Linked DNA regions of Mus musculus: region 1 is linked to region 2. The links are chromatin loops, found by intact Hi-C in ENCODE. Cell type or tissue: heart. All regions are shown on one strand. Each heading gives the region's core, and the rest is flanking DNA. Links, peaks and the distances in the headings are about the cores only.

What was found. A loop is a pair of places that touch in the nucleus more often than their neighbours do. Peaks named below come from ENCODE experiments on the same cell type or tissue, not always from the same donor. Only the 100,000 strongest peaks of a DNase experiment are listed, where the experiment ranks them.
Region 1: it touches region 2 in a loop (2.0-fold over the local background); 3 of 42 quality-filtered maps call a loop at or near these places.

What each region holds. Positions count from the first base shown.
Region 1 is chr10:42,084,696-42,095,393 of GRCm38, reverse strand. No RefSeq gene overlaps it. Among named protein-coding and RNA genes, the nearest start is that of Gm40630, 8.1 kb to the right of the region's middle. In heart, for the core only: no CTCF peak of the experiment used is centred there; DNase peaks (open chromatin) are centred at 2,013, 2,703, 5,533, 5,873 and 1 weaker place; H3K27ac peaks cover 3,832 bases.
Region 2 is chr10:42,200,629-42,211,326 of GRCm38, reverse strand. All of the region lies in intron 2 of Foxo3 (forkhead box O3), which reads left to right. Among named protein-coding and RNA genes, the nearest start is that of Gm38485, 69 kb to the left of the region's middle. In heart, for the core only: no CTCF peak of the experiment used is centred there; DNase peaks (open chromatin) are centred at 3,473, 6,036 and 7,849; H3K27ac peaks cover 1,467 bases.

The DNA.
Region 1 (10,698 bases), core at 911-8,910, 120 kb after region 2:
TAAACAAAGACTTTAAATAAATTGCTATCATCATACCTCAGCATGTGAGTATCAAAATATGTCTTTGTATCATATTGTATCAGGCTTTGGATTATAATGTATCAAAAGTTGCTCTTGGAGTTGCTAAGTTAAGATTTATTTGAAAAAATTGTTGAATACACTTTGTTGAATACAATTTGGGGCAGAATTTCTGATAATTCTGCCATTTGGTACTACGTGTTTAAGTCCTCTCTCTCTCTCTCTCTCTCTCTCTCTCTCTCTCTCTCTCTCTCTCTCTCCTTTTGAGACAGGGTTTCCCTGTGTAGCCCCCTGGCTATCTGGAACTTGCTCTCTAAATCAGGCAAGCTAGCCTGGAACTTAAATACCCACCTGCCTCTGCCTCCCAAGTGCTAGGATTAAAGGTTCGTCCCACAGACACACTGAAGAGTGGCGTTTCCTTCCCCGGGCCTGCTTTTCCTATATATTTCTCTTGAACTCCCCTGACCCAGGGTGGCTTTCTCTAATTCCTAAAATTACTTGTGCAAAAGTCATTGGGAAGGCTGGCTTTGAGGTTGCCGACCGCTTTTCCTTTCCGGGGACAGGAATGTAAATGAGGCCACGGGACCACTTCAGTCCTAATGGGGTTTCAGGGCCAAGAATATGACATTTCAATGGTTAATTCTTCGGTAGTCTTATGCTTCACTGGATAGCCGTGCTTGGCGGCGGTGACCAGCAGTTCCTTCGTAGAAATACTCTTCATGTATGCTCTCCTCGCGCTCGGTTCTTTCCTCCGACAGCCGCTGCTGCCGGGCTCAGTCTTTGCTTCTCTTCACCACCATCACTTGCTTCTTTGCCAGCACCAAGCTTGCTGGTGCTTCAGTCATCCCCCTACAGTCACACGTTCCCAGGTTTATCTTTAGCCTGGACCCAAGACTCTTTCATCCCACTGCCCACTGGGCACTTCCCCCTCAGACACTGCATGTTCTGAACCACATTCCTTACTCTTTTAGGCCTGCCTCACCCACAATCTCAGTAAATCTAACTCCTAGTTTCTTATGCTAAAGGACCATTGGCTTAACTTGCCACGTCGTCGTGTCGTCGTACCATGAACAGATTCTTTAGGCTTTACTTTCAAATGTGTGGATCCCCAGCAGGCAGCGCCTCCTGCTTTGAGTGGTGGTGAGCTTCGCTCAGAGACCTTCCTGCTCAAGTGCCTTCCAGCCATGCTCTGTTCTCCGTAGAAGACCTGAGATGAGCTTCACACTCACGGTCACATTATCCACCAGGCCCACAGTTTTCCAAACTCATTCAGAATTGAATGCAAGCCCCTTTCCTCTGTGATTGCCTCTCTCATCTCTTCTGGCCTCTATCCGTCCCTGAGACACTATCCACCTCGCTGTTATGTGCTCTGGTCTGGAATACAGAGGGGCAGAGTGAAGCTTCCTCGGTTTCGATCTCGGCTCACGTGTGCCTACGCCCATGCCTTTAGCACCTTGCACCACTATTTATTATTTATTTTTGCTTACTTGTTTTTTCTTCTAAAAAATATAAGCAAGGCAGGGACTTTAGCTGTTTATTCTGTGTCTCCAGACCCCAGAATGCTCAGTTCCTCCCTGTAAGGTCGGGAAGTATTTTAGATGTTCAACGAACATTTGTAGAAGGAAGGAAAACATGGCTAAGTTGGGCAGCTGGAGCCTCATTGCCCTAGATGAGGAAACCTGTTCTGCCAGCCGAGTTTTGCATGTGTGGTGCATTTCTGGGAGTCCTTTGTCCCTTTTTATTCCCCGACTGAATTTCATCTCAAGGACCTTGTCCTCCAAGCCTGCACATGCTCTCCCTGGGACTGACTTAGTGACCTTTCCATTTCACAAAGTCAGCATGGCCAATGTTTGATGATGTCCTACTTGAAGCTGCGGACAGAGTCTTCTCATGTGGCCCAAGGCACCCTTCTGCATCACAGGGAGAGCTAATGCCCCGTTCAGATCTTACCAGGGCCTGAAGGAATAGATCTACCCTGTACTCCTTTTGCAGAAATGCGGAAGGGGAACCACGGAGCCTTGTGCTGAGGGTTGGTCTGTTGCTATGTATTGTAATACTAACTTTGCAAATCTAAGCCTACGAGTCACTTTTCACGTTTACCAGCTGTTGTTGTGCAAACCTTGTTTCTTAATTTAAAACTATTGGTTAAATAAAAATTGGCCACAGCCAATTCCTGGGAGGATTAGAGGTAGGTGGGTTTTTGAGTTACCTGGTTGAGCATGGGAGAGAGGAGAGAATGAGGAGAAGGAGAGATGAGAAGCTGCCATAAGGGTACACAGGCCATGAGCACATGGCCAGGAGAAACAGCAAGTATTTGGGGACCACCACTAGGGAGGTAGCCAGGCCAGCAGTTAGAAAAGTAGATTAGGGGTGACCCCCAATAATTGTCAAAGCCAAATAAAATAACCACAGTCTGAATCACATTCATTCATAAGCTAGTCAGGCAAAAGTTTAAAAAAGTCATACTATAGCCAGGACAGGCGATGGCAGAGGCCTGCAAGCCTGTCCAGTCCCAGAATCCTCTGGGAGGACTGAGCAAGACTAGCAGGTTGTTCAAGAGGCCCTGCTGGTTGGTGCCCCTGCTTTCTGACCCTGGCAGTAGGGAAGGCTGCTGGAACCAGAAAACATGCAGGCTCGGTTGATGAAAAGCCTGTTTATTCCTAGTACACTGGACACTTTGTTCAGGAAGTGCTCATCCACTTGGAAATGTTGCCCTTGTCACAGTGCCAAGGTCAGTGCCTGCTGAGGCTATCAGCAGTGTGTGTGCCAGCTCTGGCTGGGCATTTTATTAGGTGTACGGCTTCCCTGGGAAGTGACTACAGAACACGGGATAGCTAATTTCTGTTTAATGCTCTCTCCACAAGCGTGCGTGAAGTTCCATTTTTATTGGGACTTTGAGAGGTAAAACATATAAAGAAAGGAGTAAGTAAATAGGTTAGAGCACAATGAACTCTCTAAACAGGAGTTTTGAGTGACACGATTCACTTTATAGTTCTCCACAGACACTCAATTATTATAATATGCTCATCTTTGCAAAGCGTTGGACCGCTCTCAAAAGTGTCTTATATTCCTCCTCTTCACTGAGGCTCAACTCATCCTTGTAAGGCAGGGCTGTGTGGACCCCCTTTTTAGGTGAGAAAATGGACTCTGGAAACTGAAATGGCTTGGATCGAACGACAGACTCAGAATTAAACAATAGACAGTGGAACCGCACGTCAACGCCCCAATCTCTTCCAGGCCAGGTTTGATGCGCCTATCACATTATGGTGGACTGGACATGCTGAGGCTTGTGAGGGGGCATCTCACAGCTGTGGATGTATGTAAAGGGTGGTTGTATCAGCTGTATTAACTGTGCCTTCCAAGTTAGAAGGTCCAGGACCCAGGTGATAAACAGCACCTCCCCCAACCCCCGCCCTTCTCTGGCAACCTTGTGGAGACTCCACGTGCCGAGTGACAATGATAATCCACCTTAGTGTGCTGGCACCCAGGGAGGCCAGCACCCCCTGCAACAGCCCATGACTCTTGGAGGGAACTCTCCATCCTGGGCTGCTGGAGAGAAGCACTCTAGTGTCTGCTCCACTGTATGGGCTCATTGTTGATCGGGGCAAGCAAAGTTTCTGTAGGAGTGGTCTGGTCCTATCTATCCCCTCCCCGATGTGCTGCACATGGCCACGCTTTATCATGCTGTGACAGTGTAGGCTGATTAAGTCTGGGAGTGCTGGAGAGCCAAGGAATGTAACTAATAATGATGAGAGGCAGTTTCTGGAAAACATTGAGACTATTTAGAGCATTTAGATGTAAGCTCTAGGGCAGAACTCTACGTGGGTTAAAGATAACTGTACCAGGGCAGCGTTTGTTCTTGATTCTTATTTACTCTTTTTATGGGTATTTATTTAATGTATATGAGGGTTCTGCTTGCATAAATGCCTGCAGGCCAGAAGAGGATGTCAGATCCCATTATACATGGTTGTGAGCCTTCATGTGGTTGCTGGGAATCAAACTCAGGACCTCTGGAAGAGCAGGCCAGGGCTTTTAACCCTGAGGTTACTTGTTCTTAGGCTCTGAAAAACCAAATCCATGTGTTTTGATTGGAGAAGACTTAGGAGTTTTCATTCACTGAACACTCGATGGTCAGAGAAGGGATCACGTTTGTGGATTCTCCTGACCCGAAGGCAGGTCGGGCCTAGCGTCAGGAGCCCTAGGACTCCTGTGCTTGGTCAGGTGAGTACGGTGTTCTGTGTAAAGGCATGATAAACTCGCTGGCAAGCTGGTAGACAGGGTTTGGGAATCAAGGTGTACACCAGGAGTTCTAGGCCTGTCAAGGAGTGCTCAGTGGGTGGTGGGTGGCACTTTCTATAGAACGGAGCGACCAAGTGATGAGGGAGCCAGCTACAGGAACAGAGGCAGGCAGGTGAGTGGAAGGCAGAGGCAGGAAGGCTCAGGTGTAAACAAAACAAAAACCAGGACCCAGAGGCCATGGGGATTTCATCTCGGCAGATGTGCTAGGACAACATGGCTGGCTGAGGGGGGGGGTATCTGTGCAAAGGAAAACAGATGTAGGAAATCCTACTGCTAGGAGATGGCTCAGTGTGGAGACTGCTTCTACCCAGGCCTGAGTTTGATCTCCAGCACCCACATGGTGGAAGGAGAGACCCAGTCCCCACAATTTGTCCCTTGACTTCCACATGTGTCTGTACTTATACACACACACACATACACACACATGCACACACACATGCACGCACACACGCGTGCACACACACACATGCACTCATTCACACACATGCACTTACACATGCACATGTGCACACACACACACACATGCAGGGGTGAGGTGGGGTGGGGGATGGCAAGTGTACACATGCAAAAATAAACCAATAAATCATTTTTTTTAAAGTTGAAGTAAGAAAGAAGCCACATCATACCATTAAATCTCTGCTAGGATTTCCTAAGTGGACCAAACAAAAGCTACATATTAAGTACTTTTTCAGTTTGTTTGTTTGCTGCTGGGGCTGGCTCCAAGGGCCTTGTGCAAGCTGGTTGTTCTAACACAAAGCTGCATTCCCCAGCCCACATGGCATCTTTAGCCATCCTACCCAAACCACCCTTTTCTAATCGGCTGGATCTGGTTTAAAGCGTCTGTGAAGAAGCATAGCTCTCACTCAAAGGGGATGAGAGAGAGTTTATTCTGGAGCCTACAGGGATGGCCACGGCTTGGGAACAGAGTTCTCTGTTTTGTTTTTGTTTGTTTGTTTTACATACATAATGTTCGGATAGAGTAACTGTTCCCGGAAGCTTTATAGTACCAGAACAAAGGGAATCATTAATCAAGACCCTTTTCATACACGCGGGCAGGCAGGTCCCAGAAGGACAAAGGCACAGCAGACATGGGCCTCAGACAGCAGCTGATGGACTCTCAGCCTTGTGCTTGGTGGAAGACAGACTTACCTAAGGGCCCCAGAGCTGCTGGGACGCATACAGAAGGGCAAGCAAAGGCTGTTAAAGAGGCTAATGATTGGCCCAAAGTAATTTGGCTCAGGACCTGGAACATTCCAGTCTCTCCGGCGCAGCTGCTGAGGTCCTTGCTGTGGGCAAGCAGGTTCATCTCCTTTCCAGGAACTTTCATCCACAAAAAACAGTTGGATTTTTGTTTTTCCTTCTTTTTAAAAATGTCATTCTTCTTACCCCAACCAGCTACACATTTCATCTGCTGGTTGGTTCCCTTAAAACTGTCTGTTCCTTCGTGTTCCAGCCTTCAATCCAACTGAACCCCAAGTCAGGCACAGCTCTGGCTCCACACATGTGACGTCATCAAGGCATCTGGTGCTGCTCCAGCCTGCGGTTTGCACCTGTGCCAGGAGGGGTGGGGCTGCTGTTCTTGCCTGCCTCTCTCTCTCTCTCTCTCTCTCTCTCTCTCTCCCTCTCTCTCTCTCTCTCTCTCTCTGTAGAAGGAGGGAAGATTCTGCAAAGATGCCTCCCTGTTTAGCCACTTCCTGCCACTGTGACCCTAGACACCATCCTGAACTTCAGTGCTGTGTTGGCACTGGAGCATACAAAGAAAAAAAGGAAGCAAAAACCTCAAGTGCGTTGTTGAGAAGGAACAGGCAGCAGACTTGAAAGCAAAGTCTTGAGAAGTGTCCTCCACTTCCTGGATCGATCCTGAGAGGCTTCAGTGACTCTTGGGAGGATTAAGCCAAAGGGTTTCAGGGAAACTTCTGGGCTTTTGTTCCCCTCAGTGGAAACCCTTGAGAAGTTAAACACACAAACACTTGGAGCGGGGGCCAGAGCTGCGACTGATCTGTCTGGGCTCAGAGGCAGTGGTCTTTAGAGCACAGACTGCCAGACACTTTTTAAAGCATTTCCTTTAATCGTTCCGAGCACCGAAACTGTTCAAAACAAACAAATACTAAAAACAAAGCAAAACAAACAAACACCCTACTCTGTAAAGTTTCTTTAGAGCTGTCCCAGCCTTAAGGAGGAGACACAAGTCTGGGGCTGCCACGCGCCACCCACTTTCTGTCTCCTGAAAGAGGTCAAAGGGACATCACTAACCCTATCTGCAGCTGAGAAAACTGTGACTCAGGGTGGCAGAGCGTCTTTTCCAGAATCGCAGTGACACAGGGAAGAATCAGGATGCTCAACCCTGTGGCAACCTGGGAGGTAGGAGCAAAGGACAGACGCCCGGGAGCAATGGCTCTTACCTCCAGCCCCCAAGCTCAGACTCTTGCCAAGGCAGCTGGATGGCAGGAGCAAGAGCATGCAGAAGCAGCGTCATGGAAGACCAGCAAGGGAAGATGGCGGTCTTCTAAGTACCTCTAAGGTGTGTGAAATTAGGCACTGGATTTGACCAGAAACATAGACACTTTCCCTTTCATCTGTCCAGGCACTCATTAATGTAACTACACCCCACCTTCCTGCTTGGGAGTTACCACCAACTCCACTGTCAGGTCGCAGATCACTCAGGGAGCTACATCCACTCTTGACTCAGGAATTGGCCACCTGACCTACAGCTGGTGAAGCTCAGCAAAGCAATTAACTCAGGAATAGGCAGGGGGACCACACCAGAGCCAGTAGAACTGCCCTCAGTTGCACAAAGAGGCTTAGTTTCTGCTGGCTGTGGACCTGGCGTGGTATAACCTGTCTCACAACAGCTTTGGTAGAACAGAGAGGTATAAGCTGGACCCTGATAAAGTTCCCTTGAAACCATAAGCACAGGCTGGGGAGATGGCTCAGCCAGTGAATTGCCTGCCTTGCAAGCATGGGGATTTGAGTTCCAATCCCTAGAACTCAGGTGAAAGGCTCAGCAGTGAGGGGTTCTTATGTAACCCCAGCGCCAGGGGAAAGAGTTCGATTCTTGAAGCTCATTAGTCAGTCAGCTAGACTAGCCCAGTCATTGACCTGCAGATCCACAAGAGACTGTGTCTCAAAAGGTAACACTGGAGAACTGTGGAGAAGAGACAGGCAGAGCTGGATTCTACATGCACGTGCACATATGTGCACCAGCATCCTCATGCATGTGTGCACACACAAGTACATGTACCACACACTATATCACACAGAGAGAGAGACAGAGACAGAGAGAGAGAGAGAGAGAGAGAGAGAGAGAAGCAAATCTTATTGTATACAGTGATCTTCCTCACAGATATTGTATTTGTATGAGACAATAATCTTTGTTGAAATTGGTTTGGGTCTCATCTTCCAACAGCAGACAGTGGGTCTTGTTCATAAACTAAGATTATATGTATGTCAGTATGTGCATGGATATATGCACACACATATAATTTCTATGGAAGATGTTTACTTTTGCTTATGGTTACAGAGATGTAAGAATCCATCATGACTGGGAAACATGGAAGCAAGCAGCAGGCATAGCAGCGGGAACAGGAAGTTAGAGATAACACTGTCAGCAAAAGCGAAAAGTAGAGAGAGTGCACTGGGCACAGGGCAAGCTATAAATTCTTAAGTTCACGTCTAGTAACATACTTCCTCTAGCAGGGCCACACCTCCTAAACCTCTCCAAACAGCACCACCAGTGTGGTCAGGTGTTCAAATGCCTGAGCCTACAGGTACACCCCCCATTCCATTCCCTAGCCCCCATTTTCCATGACCATAACTGAAGTGAAAACTTCTTTGGAGACTCAGGTCATAATGATGTTTTCCTGGGACAGACAAGTGAAAGGATGTTTTGCTGAAGCAGACACAGGTGAAAGGAGGTTTTGCTGAAAAAGACTTGTGAGAGGATGCACGATGTTTAGAAAGAGTGTAAACAACGCTATGGACAGTGGGAGGAAGCTATCGCATTGGTTTGCCTTGCTTTGTTTCATTAGTCTTTGCTGACAAGTTCATGTACTGGTTCACCTCGCACTGTGTTGCTGATCTATGTTATGACTTCATAGAGAGTAACTGGGAAAGAACTTCTCATGACGTTCCTGTGGCTTCTTGCAGCTTCCGCTGACTCATGATGGAGCCTCGTGATTTAGTTACTGGACCGGGCTGCCGCTGCTGATTCATGTATGGTGTCTGCCGAGTGGACTGGACCGAAGCTACTGATTCATGGTTGGAGGTTTGCTAGTAGGCTGAACTGCTGATATCCTAACAACGAAGACTAGAATCACCCCAATGAACTGTGAACAACATTGTCAAGGTTCCTTTCTAAATAGGTCTAGTTACCCTGTGTCCTAATAACCTTTCTTTTCCACTACTTCTAGTGGGTGGTGGGCTAGAAGGGAGGTTAAAGCATTTAAGAACCCTTATTAAAGTAGGTTTTGAAAAAATATAAGCCTACATATAACATAATGCAAGATACATTTAGTCCAACTTCAAAGATCCTCATAGTTTTTTTTTTTTTAAACAATGCCAAAAACAAGTCCAAAGTCTCTTCTGAGGCTCAAGGCAATCTCTTAATGAAACCCCTATGAAATCAAAGAGCAATTTATGTATCTCTAACATATAATGGTTCAGAAGATACATAACTTTTCCAAAATGTGTGAATGGGAACATAATGAAAAAATGCTAGAGCAAAGTAAATCTAGAACCCAGCAGGGCAAGCATCAAATCCCATAGTTCTGGTGTCAAAGAACTTAAAGAACTCTGCGTCTCCAGCTGCCTCCAACATACATCTTTTTCTTGGGCTGGTTATACTCCCTGTGAGCATCTCTTTTTAGCAGATATCCCACGGCTCTGGCTTCTCCAAAATCTTAGGGTACCCAACTGTAACCCAAGCTTTACTTTCACAACCTTCCACAATGGCCACTCACAGCCTCTCCCCGTCAGGGCCTTTGCTCCGGAGGGGGATGGTCCCCTGTCACTTGCTCCCTGGCTTCAGTGACTCTCAGAACCACAGAAGGGTTCTACGGCCCCTCACTCTTGTGCCTTTTATGACTCTAACCCTAACAACATATTGAACAACATTGTCAAGGTCCCTTGCTAGCTTGGGATGAACCCTCACCCTCTTGAATGGCAGTAGTCACTGTTTATGCTTGTGCCTGCTTTCTAGGAGCAGAAATCCCCTTAAGCCTCTCCCTTTCCCCGGCTGGAAGCTTACCTTGGTAGAGCACCAAGGGAAACCCTTCACTTGATTCTAGTATAGAGCATACTCTCCTTAATAGCTCTAATCTCATTAACAATCACAACCTCTCTTCCAGCACAAGCTGTAAGCTTCCTAGTGTCGTTGGTAAACCACACGTTTTATACTCCTTCTGTCTCACTTGCTCTGTTTTATTGTAAACATTATCAGCAGTTGATGTCTGAGGGTTTCCTCCACCAAAGAAATCTGCCTATGGCTTCTAATTCAATCTTAGACAGGGGAAAAGGCAGCCAGACTATTTGCCAAGGTATCACAGGAGTGGCTCTAGCCCAGTTGTTGTGAAAGTCCTTGAGATCTCAGAAACCTCTTGAGTTAGGCCTCTACAGTACTCTCTGTTCTCAACACTACTGTCAGCCACGATCCTTCTAGCATGGCCTTTTATACTGTGCTTGGAGCATTCAACCATTTTCTAGCCCAAAATTACAGTCTTCCACATTCCTCTCAAAGCACTATGGTCAGGATCCACCACAATAACCCCACTCCTGGAACTAATGTCTATATTAGTTTCTCTCTCTCTCTCTCTCTCTCTCTCTCTCTCTCTCTCTCACACACACACACACACATACATACATACACACACACACACCTCATACACACACTCATATACACACCAACACACACACCTCAAACACACAGACCTCACACATACAAACACTCCCTCACATATATACATATACCTCAAATACATACATTCTTTATACACACACACACACACACACACACACACACACACACACACACACACCACACCACACAGCAACAGAAACAGTACCTTGTTCTGTATTCCTGGCTGTCCTCGAGCTCTCAGTGATCCTTCAGCTTCTGTTTCCTGGCTGCTGGGGTTGCGGTGTGTGACTCCATAACTGGCGACTTGTAAGTTAAGAGCTTTTGATGTCACACAAACCAACACTTAAGAGGCAGAGGCAAGAGACTGCTGAAAGTCTGAGGCTGGTGTGGAATACATAAAAAAGACACTGTCTAACATCTATATCTATCTATCTATCTATCTATCTATCTATCTATCTATCTATCTATCTATCTATCTACTGTGGAATAAACTCTGAGAAAAAAAATGCCCTATGGTCCAACCTCAT
Region 2 (10,698 bases), core at 1,496-9,495:
TAGAAGCCTGCAGTGAGTATGTAATGTATATTATATGTTACAGATTACTTTATATATTATATTATATGTTTGTTATTAGTTTATGGAAACTTCCTCGTGTATTTTTCTTTAGATCCCAAATTGCTAGATTCTATTGGAAGAATGAAAAGGAATTTTACTGGAAGTCTATAATTATGTGGAAGAAGGAGGAAATCTTGGGTTTCCACATTCATAACATGTCTTGGGGACATGGTCACTGTGCCTGTGGGAAAGATGGATGTTAACCCTAACCAGGCCATGGATAAATCAAGAATAAAAGAGATTTCCCGTTAGAATGGCCTAGTACTCCAGAATGGATATCTAGACCCTGTAGAAACTTGATAGGTGTTAGTGTAGTGTGGTGGTTTGAATGAGTGTGGTCTCATAAGCTCACAGATTTGAGTGCTTAGTCACCAGGGAATGGCACTATTTGAAAGGATTAGGAAGTGTGGCCTTGTTGGAGGAAGTGTGCATTGGGGGTAGCCTTGAGGTTTCAGAAGCCCATGGCATCCCAGATTCTACCTCTCCCCTGCTGATCAGGATGTAGCTCTCAGCTGATCATGATAATGGACTGAGCCTCTGAAACTGTAAGGCAGCCTCCAGTTAAATGCTGCCCTTTATAAGAGTCGCCTTTGATCATGCTGTCTCTTCACAGCAGTAGAGCAGTGGCTACGACTGCTGAGATTTGCCCTAAGATGGAGTGCCCAGGCTTAAGGGTCATGGGTGGGTTGCTCTTTACCCTCTAGCAGATGAAGGCAAGCTCTGAACTGCTGATGTGTGTGTGTGTGTGTCTACTCTTCACGGAGGACTGCAACATGGAGCCGCAGCTGAATGAGATTGAGGGCTCTTCTCTGTCTCCTGCCCTTCAGTCATAGCTCACTGTCACAGAGCCTGAAGTCCCCTCAGGAGAGCCAGATTAGAGCATCACAAAGTGCCTAAGCCACATCTGTCTGCCTCTGCATCTGATTGCCGTGATTCGAAACGGTGGAGAAGAGAACTGGCCGGAACGGTTCTGCTCCGCACCACCGCTTGCAGTTAGGGACTTTCAGGTGGTTTATCAGCTAAAACTGCTGAGCACCTCAGCCGAGGCTTTCTCATCCGTAGGACCCTGGGACCAGAGGCCCAGGAGCTTCCTGTTTCTAGTCCAGCTCTCTCTTTGCCTGCCCCTCTGATGGATGCCACTGCCGCTGAAAGCCCTGGTTGGTCTTGAATTCATCCTATAACTCAGCCAGGCCATGAACTCCTGCTTTTGTTCTTCAGTTCCCCAACTGCTGTGATTACCAGCTGGCAACAGTGCGGTTTGCATCAGTTCCCTCCAGTGCGGGCAGGGAGGAGTGGAAGGTGCTGTTAAGCAAATAGGCTCGAGTTGACAACTACACATTTCTTATGCATGCAGAGCCCTGAGCTAGGGCTCCTAAGTCTTTTGTAATAGGCAGTGAACATATCTCCCTGCTCTCGCAGGAGACGTCTCAGGCTGCTAACAATACACACACAGTTTTCCTTGAATGATGATCCAGATCAGAGTTCTGGAATTTGTTTGCAAGACTTGTGAAGACGAGGTTTCTGGGGGTGGCGGGATGATCTTCTGGACTCGGTTGTTATGGTTTTTTTAAGGTGATACCCTTGCTTCTCTGCCCACAATCGCCATCAGGTCTTGGCCATCCTTCTTACTTGGACATATGTATACTCTGCAGAACATATACATTTCTGCACAACAGCTAATAATATGGAATGGGGTAAAGTTGCCAAAACCGCCTCAGTGGTCTGTGTTCCTGTGTGGTTGCTTTTCTTCTTTTGTCTTGATGGAGGGGGACTAAAGAGTTGGTATCTTACCCTTCCACTCATGTAGTGATTTGTTAAACTCAGGATTTGGTCATGCTGTGAGTTCAATACATTTCCCATTAGCAAGTGAACATCCTAAACAGAAAGATCTGGGGATGGCAGGCGACCCAGGTGATGGACTTCTTCGATGAAGAGAAGAGTCTGGCCTAAACCTGCCACATCAGACTCTACCGAAGCAGTTCTTATGTGCCAGGGACCCATAAATGGCCTAAAACTACTGGCAGCCCACCTGGGCGAACCGTGAACTCTGCTGAACTGTCAAGCCTGCTGGCTGAGTCTCTCTTTTCTTACACCTTCTTTCACCTGCAGTGACAAACAGGGTCTGAATGAACAGATTCCAACGTCCCTTTAGCCTGTGGAGTGCCCGTTTATGGAATTTTCCATTCATGCTGCATGCTTACCTTTCTTTAATATGTGTGTGTGTGTGTGTGTAGTGTGTGTGTGTGTAGTGTGTGTGTGTGTGTGTGTGTGTATGTGGTGTGTGTGTATGTGTTGTGTGTGTGTGGGGTCTGGTGGCCTTCCTCCCTTCCATGTTAGCTTGTCTGTGATGGTCCTTGCTCAGCTCATGCTTAGGCAGCCATCTTGATGAGACGTCATGGGGGTTGCTTATGACATTTCTAGGAGACAGTTTCACATCTAACTCCCAGTTCTTCTGACACACAGTCTTCCCTCCCCCTCTTTAATGACCCCTGAGCCTGAGTGACAGAGTAGTGTTGTAGATGCATCAGTTAGGCCTAGGCTTCACAACTGCATTTTAATTGGTTGTGGTTTTCTGTAAAGGACTTCATCTGTCCCAAAGAGACATTTATTACTTGATGAGCGATTAGAACTCTACTCAGATTCTAGAGAAGGGTGTGCAGGATCGTGTTTCCCTTGGATAGGTTCTCTTACAACTCTTCTGGTCCCTCTTTGGGCGACAGATAGTACACTGCCGCCCGTGTTCTTTATTAGGCGCTTCCCGTTTACCCTGCAATCCGTGAAATAGATTAACACCCAGCGTGTATCAGTACTAAGACAGCGCCCTCCTGTAGTATGCAGTCTTTAGAGGGGCTGGTTTATGCAATGCATGCTCGGCCTCCTTAGCTCACCGTAGCCCAGGGAACAGTCTGATATTACACAGTCTAGATTAAGTTTAAATGAGTGACCCAGTGGAAACTCTTTCAGAAGATGAAATGCCAGTGTGTAGCTGGTTAGTCTATTCATTGGAGATTTTTTTATGTAGATTTTGGAGATGTCTGGTGGTCATCTGTCTGTGTAATTGGTACCTAGCAGTGTCCTGGACTCATTGGTTGATTCATTTGAATGTTCAGCAAAGTCATTAGGCTGCTTTTGCATCCTGTGGTTTTGAATGAGAAAAAAAAAAAAATCCTGTAAAACCAGAATAGTGAAACACTGAAGATGCAGTAAGGTTATGATGTGTGGTGAGGAGCTGCACACAGTGGTGAGGGTAGAGTTGGCATGGAGCAGCCACACATGCTGGCGAGACTGCAATGTGGGGTAGCGAGCTGCACATACAGGTGAGGTTGTAGTGTGGAAGGCGGCTCCCCAGAGGCTCCACGTTAGCTGAGCTTCCGTGGTGTGTGGAGACTGGGACGCTGTTGGCCTGAGTCACTGCAGAGCTGGCGGTGTTGGACTCCTTGTTTCTATGAAGGGACATTCATCAGTTGCTTTGTAGTTGCCAGCGTTGGGTACGTGGCATTGGTCCCTGTCCACGGCTTCTTTGACCTTGACTCACGGTGTTGGAATAATTAACACAGAGTGCTGCCTGCTCCCTCCCTGCCTTTCCCGAGAGTGTAGCTGATTGTACCCACAGGTTGGCATATACTCCAGGGCTCCCCAAAAGCACATCACTTCTGAAATAACAAGATATCGGAGAACAGGTTTTTTGAGTTGTGCCATCCAGTTGAGCTGAAGACAGTTGTGTCTGTGTGGAGCTCAAGCCGGCAGAGTTCACAGGAAGGGAGCGAGTGTTAGCCGGAGCAGGAATCTGGCTTCCTGGATTTGAGCTGTGGGCTGTCATGTCAGGTTGAACCCACTACCCAGCACCCCCACGCCCATCCCTTCAGTGGTTTCTGCTGCTTTGATGCCAGAAGAGGAGCAGCCACGTTTGCAACACTAATGCAGTTTCTCCTGGAGGTTCTGATTGAGCTTAAGCAGAGCACCCTGCCTGTTCTCACTTGCAGGCAGAAGACATCATATTTTAAGATTCACGTAATTTTGAAGCAGGCTAATCTTTCTCTCTGGCTTAATAATAGGCTAATTAGATGTTTTAAATAGTATAAAGTGAGGTCCCTGTTTCAGATTAAGCCTCGTCCTAGCAGTCCAGGGTACTTGGAGACATTTGCCCGATGTGTCTGGCATGAGGATCTGTGGTACCATACCAGCTCTTCGAGGACCTGATTTTAGACCTCCCACGGACAGCCAGGTAATACTGCTTGGACTCAGTCAGTGGCTAGTTTCCCTCGGCACAGAAGCTACCATATACGGGAAGTGTTTGTAGCTCAAGCCCTTTGGTCCCTGTTGGTGCAGCCTCTCTCCTCAGTGGGTTTGGTAATTGGGAAAACACATGGTAGAAGAACTTTGGAGTTAGCCAACAGGCTGGATTCGCAGCACCAAGGCTCACCGGACACACTCTTAAACTTTCTTCTCTCTCAGCTTCCTGCTTGTGGGGAAAAGAAAATAAGATGAGATGTGTCAGGGACTCCTGGCAGGCAGTGAGCACATGTTCTTCCTTCAGATTGCAGTAAAATACACACTGCTGTGAGTTTCCCTTCGTGTGCACTTGCTTGGCGCCAAGGTTTGTTACTTGTGATTTCGAGTGAGTCTCTAAGTAGTGAAGGCCCCATAGCCTTGCAAGATGAACTAAAAGGAAGCTCTATCTCAGCTAGATCTCAGCTGCATCTACCAGGCCTTGCACCACCGACTGGCTGGTCTATGCCCTGTCAATTTGTTGGTCTCCCCATCCCTCTACTAGAACCTTCCGTCTGCGTCAGCATGTGCTATCTCCTAATACCCTGGATGAGACCGAGAACTCGCAAGCAACCTCAGTGCCATTCCAGACTTACCCAGTGGGCGCTTACTGCACAGCACAGCACTCGTGAGGCCCTCACCTCCCTCTCACAGCTCACTCACCTTAAAAGTGCAGCTCAGACCAGTCCTGTGGCTTCTGCACCCTTCCCACAGAGCCAGTGATTAGATGACAGCATTCTGAGTACTCACTGTAAACCAGGTTCCATACAGGGTTGGTGGGTGGGTGGATGGATGGATAGAATGGATGGATAAGATGGATGGATGGATGGATAGGATGGATAGGTGGGTGGCTGGAGGGAGGGAGGGAGGGTTGGGTAGGTGAGTAGATAGATGGGTAAGATAGATGGATTGTGTCTTTGTCTTGTATATCCTGTACTCTCTTCCTTCAGTATACCACTGTGCTGATATTGTTTCTGGGTGACATCACCTTTATGCCTCAAGGCCAGGAGATGGTATGTTCACCTCAGCCCTGTTACCACTTACTAACTGACTGAATCCAAGTCCGGCCTTACAGTCTCATCCCCGTTTTCTTGCACTGTAAATATGGCTGCCGTTTCCCAGTGCCGTATTCCCCTGCATTGTACCAAGTGTCTAATGTCACTAAAGTGACTCTAAACCTTCTGCTGTGTCCCTGAGTTCTAGATGTGAGTTTCTAATGTCCATTTTTCATCCATTTCTATACATAGTATGTTTCCAAACTGGAAAAAGATGTAGCTTTTTTTTAAAATCTCAGGTAAAGTTTGGGTTGATAAAAATTATGTTGTTAAACACTGCAAAAATAAATTTCAAGACTGTTTTGGGATCCCTTGGCTTTGAACTCTCTAATACATCGATTTTATCTGGCTAGATAACCATGGTTTTAAAGGGAATTTCAGCAGCATGTATTTATCAAGTCTCTCATGAGAGAGGGAAACAATTTGAAAACCTCAGGGAAGAATACATTGAAGAGCAGAGTTGGCTAAAAGCTGTGGTCTAACCTGCTCTGTGGAGGAGACATGTGAACTGGGTACCTGTGGCTGTTTCCTTGGTCTGGGGCCCGGACTGTGGAGTGGGAAGTGTGAGGCCTTGGGGAGCAGGGGAGGAAGAGGGCTGGGCGGCAAGCCGTGGGTGTGGGCAGAGGTGCGAGGCTGCCAGGGATCTGTGTGTGCCGCAAGTGCAAGCTTGGCTGGAAGGAATGGAATGTTCCCTCTTGCCCTCCAAGAGCAGAAGCAGCTGTGGGACAGCTCGGTGAAAAACCAATGTATATTATCACTCTTGTATTAAAATAAAGTCCACGCTAGAAAGCCCACAGCACGGCGTGCGGCAGCATGCTGGCTGCCTCCACACTAAGGAGACTTTGCCTCCCTGCGAGGATTGTCTCCTCGGCCGCTTCTCCGGCCAGCTCTACCTAAGACAGGCGAGGGGGAGAGCAATCCTGGCTCCGCTCATCGGAGCACTGCTCTAATCCTGCTATCACTGGCTGTCTGCATGACAACGTAGAACATGCTTCCAGAGGACATCTGTGGGTAGAGAATTACTGTCAGCAAATTTAGCGGGAAGTCTTGTTTCTAGCTGGAAATACAATCCCTCTGCCAAGTTCTCAACAACATTTATTTTAGAACATCGTTGTTTTTTAAGGCCCTTTAATGGTTTAAACTTTTAAGACTGTAGACAAGGGTAAGGCTAGAAAGAGACTAACTTGTCTTCCACGTCAGAGTTGATTGCACAGTCCTTCTGATGAAGGGTTATTTACATTTTTATCCAGCTGAAAGGTTTATTTTTTGGCCACTATAGATAGTCCATATGAAAAAAATGTTTTTCAATTTCCAGGCCAGGGTTAGGCTCTGACACTCGTCTTTGTTTTCATTCATCATGGTGGTTAGTCCAGAGGAGATAGAGTCTGGAGATGAATGCAGGTGAGGGCAGAGCCAGCTAAAGGGGACAGTGACAGGGTGAGTCTAAGTCTTGGACTCCAGTGATGTCACTGGGCTGCTACCAGACCTGAGGCACTGGGAATCCGTGAGTGGGATGCTCTAGGGGGAGGGGACTTCAGTGGGTTTCATCATGACTACTCATTAGCATAACTGGGGGGACTTCAGAATACCCAGGCCCCAACTGGGCCATGGTGGTACCCTGGAGGCAGAGGCAGGTATCTCTGAGTTCAAGGCCAGCCTGATCTACACAGTGAGTTCCAGGACAGCCAGGGGTACACAGAGAAACCCTGTCTTGAAAAAACAAAAAAATTTAAAAAGTAAAATACCTAGGCCTCAGCACAGGTATTGAATCAGACCTCTGGGAAGGGACATGGGGGAGGAAAGTCTACCCTGGGAGTCTCAAACAGGCAGCCAGACTGCAGAATTACTAACGAGTAGAAACCTGGAGTCTCGACTGAAACCTTTGACAGGCCCTGTCCGCCCAGCCAGCGTTTCCTGTAGCTGCCTCTGTATGTGGCATGTCAGCCTCTGCGGCCTCAGAGCTGTCCACGCAGCCATTGCCACCCGTAGGTCACCAGGAGCAAATAGTAGAATCCAGGCATCGAACAGCTTCGTTCTAAATAGCCAGTGCCCTCGCATCAAACGCTGAGGCAAACTTAAAACATGGGTTCTGCATGAGAGGCGGATGAAGACTGCTGGAGACGAGCCATCTGCAGTGTCTCCCGAGTCTAGTGGGCAGTGACGGGCTCATATGTTGACAGCCATTACACATTTGGTCTCTCTCTCTCTAGACAGCCCAGAAAATAAAAAAGAGGGGGAGGGGGAGGGGGAGGAGGAATTAGAATTGTCTTTGCAAAAAAACAAAAACAAAAACAAAAAAAAAAAAAAACAGGGCTTTTAAGAGTTAAATTGCACAACCTTTTTATTTTTAAAGTGGGTAGATTTCTCCTTGCTGTTGCTGGGAAAGATAAATTGGAACCACATGTTGCTTCCAGACAAACCCTCTCTGTGTTCCAGGGAAAGCATGCGCAGCTGGTGTCTGGGTTAGCAGAGTTTCCACAAGGTAAACATGGCTTGGAAGGAGCTGAGGTAGATGCAGGAGCTGAGGCAGATGCAGTGAGCAGCCGCTAACAAGTGTCTAGTTTCTGGCACTGCACCCTAAAAAACTTTTACAAGTTTGTGATCCTTTCTTGGAAGGCACCGCCCTCTCACCTTTTGACTCAAAAGCACACGATGCTCAGAAAACAGTAAGCTAGGGTCCGAGATGTCTGACTATGAGATCTGCTGTTGAGACTTGTGCTTGGCACTCGGCTAGGGAGCATTGCGTGCCGCACATCATAGCCTCCTCGCAGGGATCCCAGACATAGAGCGCGTTTGCTCCTGCCTTCTCCAGAGGGGCAGTTGAGGTCCCCATCACAGCACTGGGCCTGTCTCCTCCATGGCTACCTTCCCTGGCTTGCTGTCCTACCCACCCACTCTGTAAATGAGTGGTGAGATTCTCTGCAGCTCTAGGCAGCTTCTTGCCGACTCCAGTCCTGTTTTGAATCCACCTGTCTTCATCATGATTTGGCATAGTTAAGGGTCATGGACACCTTAGCCTCTGCAGTGAATGCATTTTGCAACAGAGAATTGTTCATTACATGAAGAAAATAATTATCCAATCGTAACCAGTGCAGTCACCTTTATGTTAATGTCCTCTGGGTGGGTCGGGCAAAGGTGACCCACACGGTGCAGTCAGCATGCCTGGAACATCAATCCCAGCAGGTTGCCTCCTCCACACACCTATTGCATGTCTCCTGGAAGGTTGGCCACGAATTGTGGCCACAGTCACATTTGCCAGCGTGGTTACTAATTAACCACATCACTGAAGAGGCGTAACACAGAAAGACAGGGGCTGTTCTCAGCTTTGCCCCCTTGGACGAACTGTAGGGGTTTCTCGAGGCTTTATAAATGTTTGTTGGAGCTGAGGAAAGTCAGCATGGCTGCATGAGAAGTGACAGTTTCTCACAGACTCTTGGCCTAGATAACTGGAGCTGCTTACGAGGTCTGGATGGGCGGCTTCTGGGCAGCCTCGGTAACTGACTGTGGTGACGGGATGGCCAAGCAAAACGCATGGTTTTCTAGCCAAGAGAACTTCATGGTGGGCTTCAAGTGTATGTGTGATATAAGTGTAGGGTTAGAAAACCCGTACTTGACAGAACTAGAGTTTCGTCAAACCATTGTTCATTACCTTCAGTTACCTTTCTCCACATAAAGTAAAACCTCAGAAATTCAGCTCATGTCTTATGATAGTAACATAAATTAGTGGGAAGCCACAGTTTGGGGAGGGCTGGTTGGTTTGTTTTGTTTTCCAATATGGGTTTGTTTGTTTTTTTTCTCTGTGTAGCCCTGGCTGTTCTGAAACTCTGTCTGTAGACCAGGCTGGCCTTGAACTCAGAGATCCCCTCCCCTCTCTCCTCTTCCTCCCAATTGCTGGGTTTAAAGGCCTGGGCCACCACCTCAGTCCAGCACAGTAGGTTTTTTTTTTTTTTTTTTTTTTTTTGAGACAGGGTTTCTCTGTGTAGCCCTGGCTGTCCTGGAACTCACTCTGTAGACCAGGCTGGCCTCGAACTCAGAAATCCACCTGCCTCTGCCTCCCGAGTGTTGGGATTAAAGGCAGTAGGTTATTTTTTAATGGTGGTTTTCCTGAGATTGAATTGGGGAGGACCCTGTGGTCTTACAGGACCTTGCTTTTCACTTGGTACTCGGGAAGGTGTAGAGAAGAACATCTCAGTGCGGATGGTTTACCCAGCTCTTCTCCTCTCTCCCTTCCTTTCTGCCTTCTTTCTTTAACTTTTCTGTTTTCAATAAAACTGAGGTGGCAAAGCTAGCCATTGGACTTCTGAACCCATAAATACATTTATGGCTGGCATCTGCCCTGCCAGGTATTTGGACGGTAATGGACTGGTGAGCTGTGGTTATTGGTCTTTGTCAGTGTCCCGCCTTCAGATGATGGATTTTATGGTGGCCAGTCTGCATGAAGAGAGGCTGCTGGGACTGGAGCCATTCTGCAAGATGGCGGCCCTGTTTTCATGTTGGCTTAATAAAGTAGCTAGAAAGACCCGTCTGAGCACCATAGATAATGGGCCCCAGGAACTGTGTTCTACCACTAATAACCCTCTAAAATGAGAGGCCGCTAGAGCCTAGAGCCCTCTAGGCAGGCTCTCTGTAAGAGCCTGTGGTGGTCCCACTGCCAGTGTGGCTACTGATCCCTCCTTAGGAAGAACAACAACAAAATACTTTTCTATAAAGTTCCTACATAAATTGGGGGAAGGCCCCTAAATTTCCAAGTATTTCATAAGTGAAATCACAATAATATTATCTCTCTGTGTGTATGTTCCTCAGGGTATTTTTCCTGACGTTTTGCACAGGGACATTAAATGGTGACTTCTCACGAGCCTGCTGTGGGCCAGTGAAGGGCTGTAGGATAAGCATAGCATGACAGTTGGGAAAGCTGCTCCCCGGTGTCAGAGCTGTGCTCTGGCTGGTGGGCTGTGCTGTTTCATATCTCAGACCCTGAGACGACGTCATGTGCAAAATTACTGATGGACTGCCTCGCCAAGTTGTGAGGATTAGAGGCAGTGATTTAAAGCCCAAGGTTCAGTAGCCAGCACTGCTATGACCTGGCAGATCTTCACTTTGCAGTTAGGGGCCTGGTCAGGAGGCCAGTCTTCATGCCCCATCCCTGCCCTGGCTCCCTGTGGTACTGGCCTTGCAGAAGCTTGGGATCTGTCTATAGTGTTAGCCACTTGCAATTGTATAAAATTATACATATATGTTGTTGGGGGGGGGGGGTTAGAGTCATGGCTATCAGAAAATTCATAAAAGATTTCATTGGTCTTTTAGTAAGTTTGGA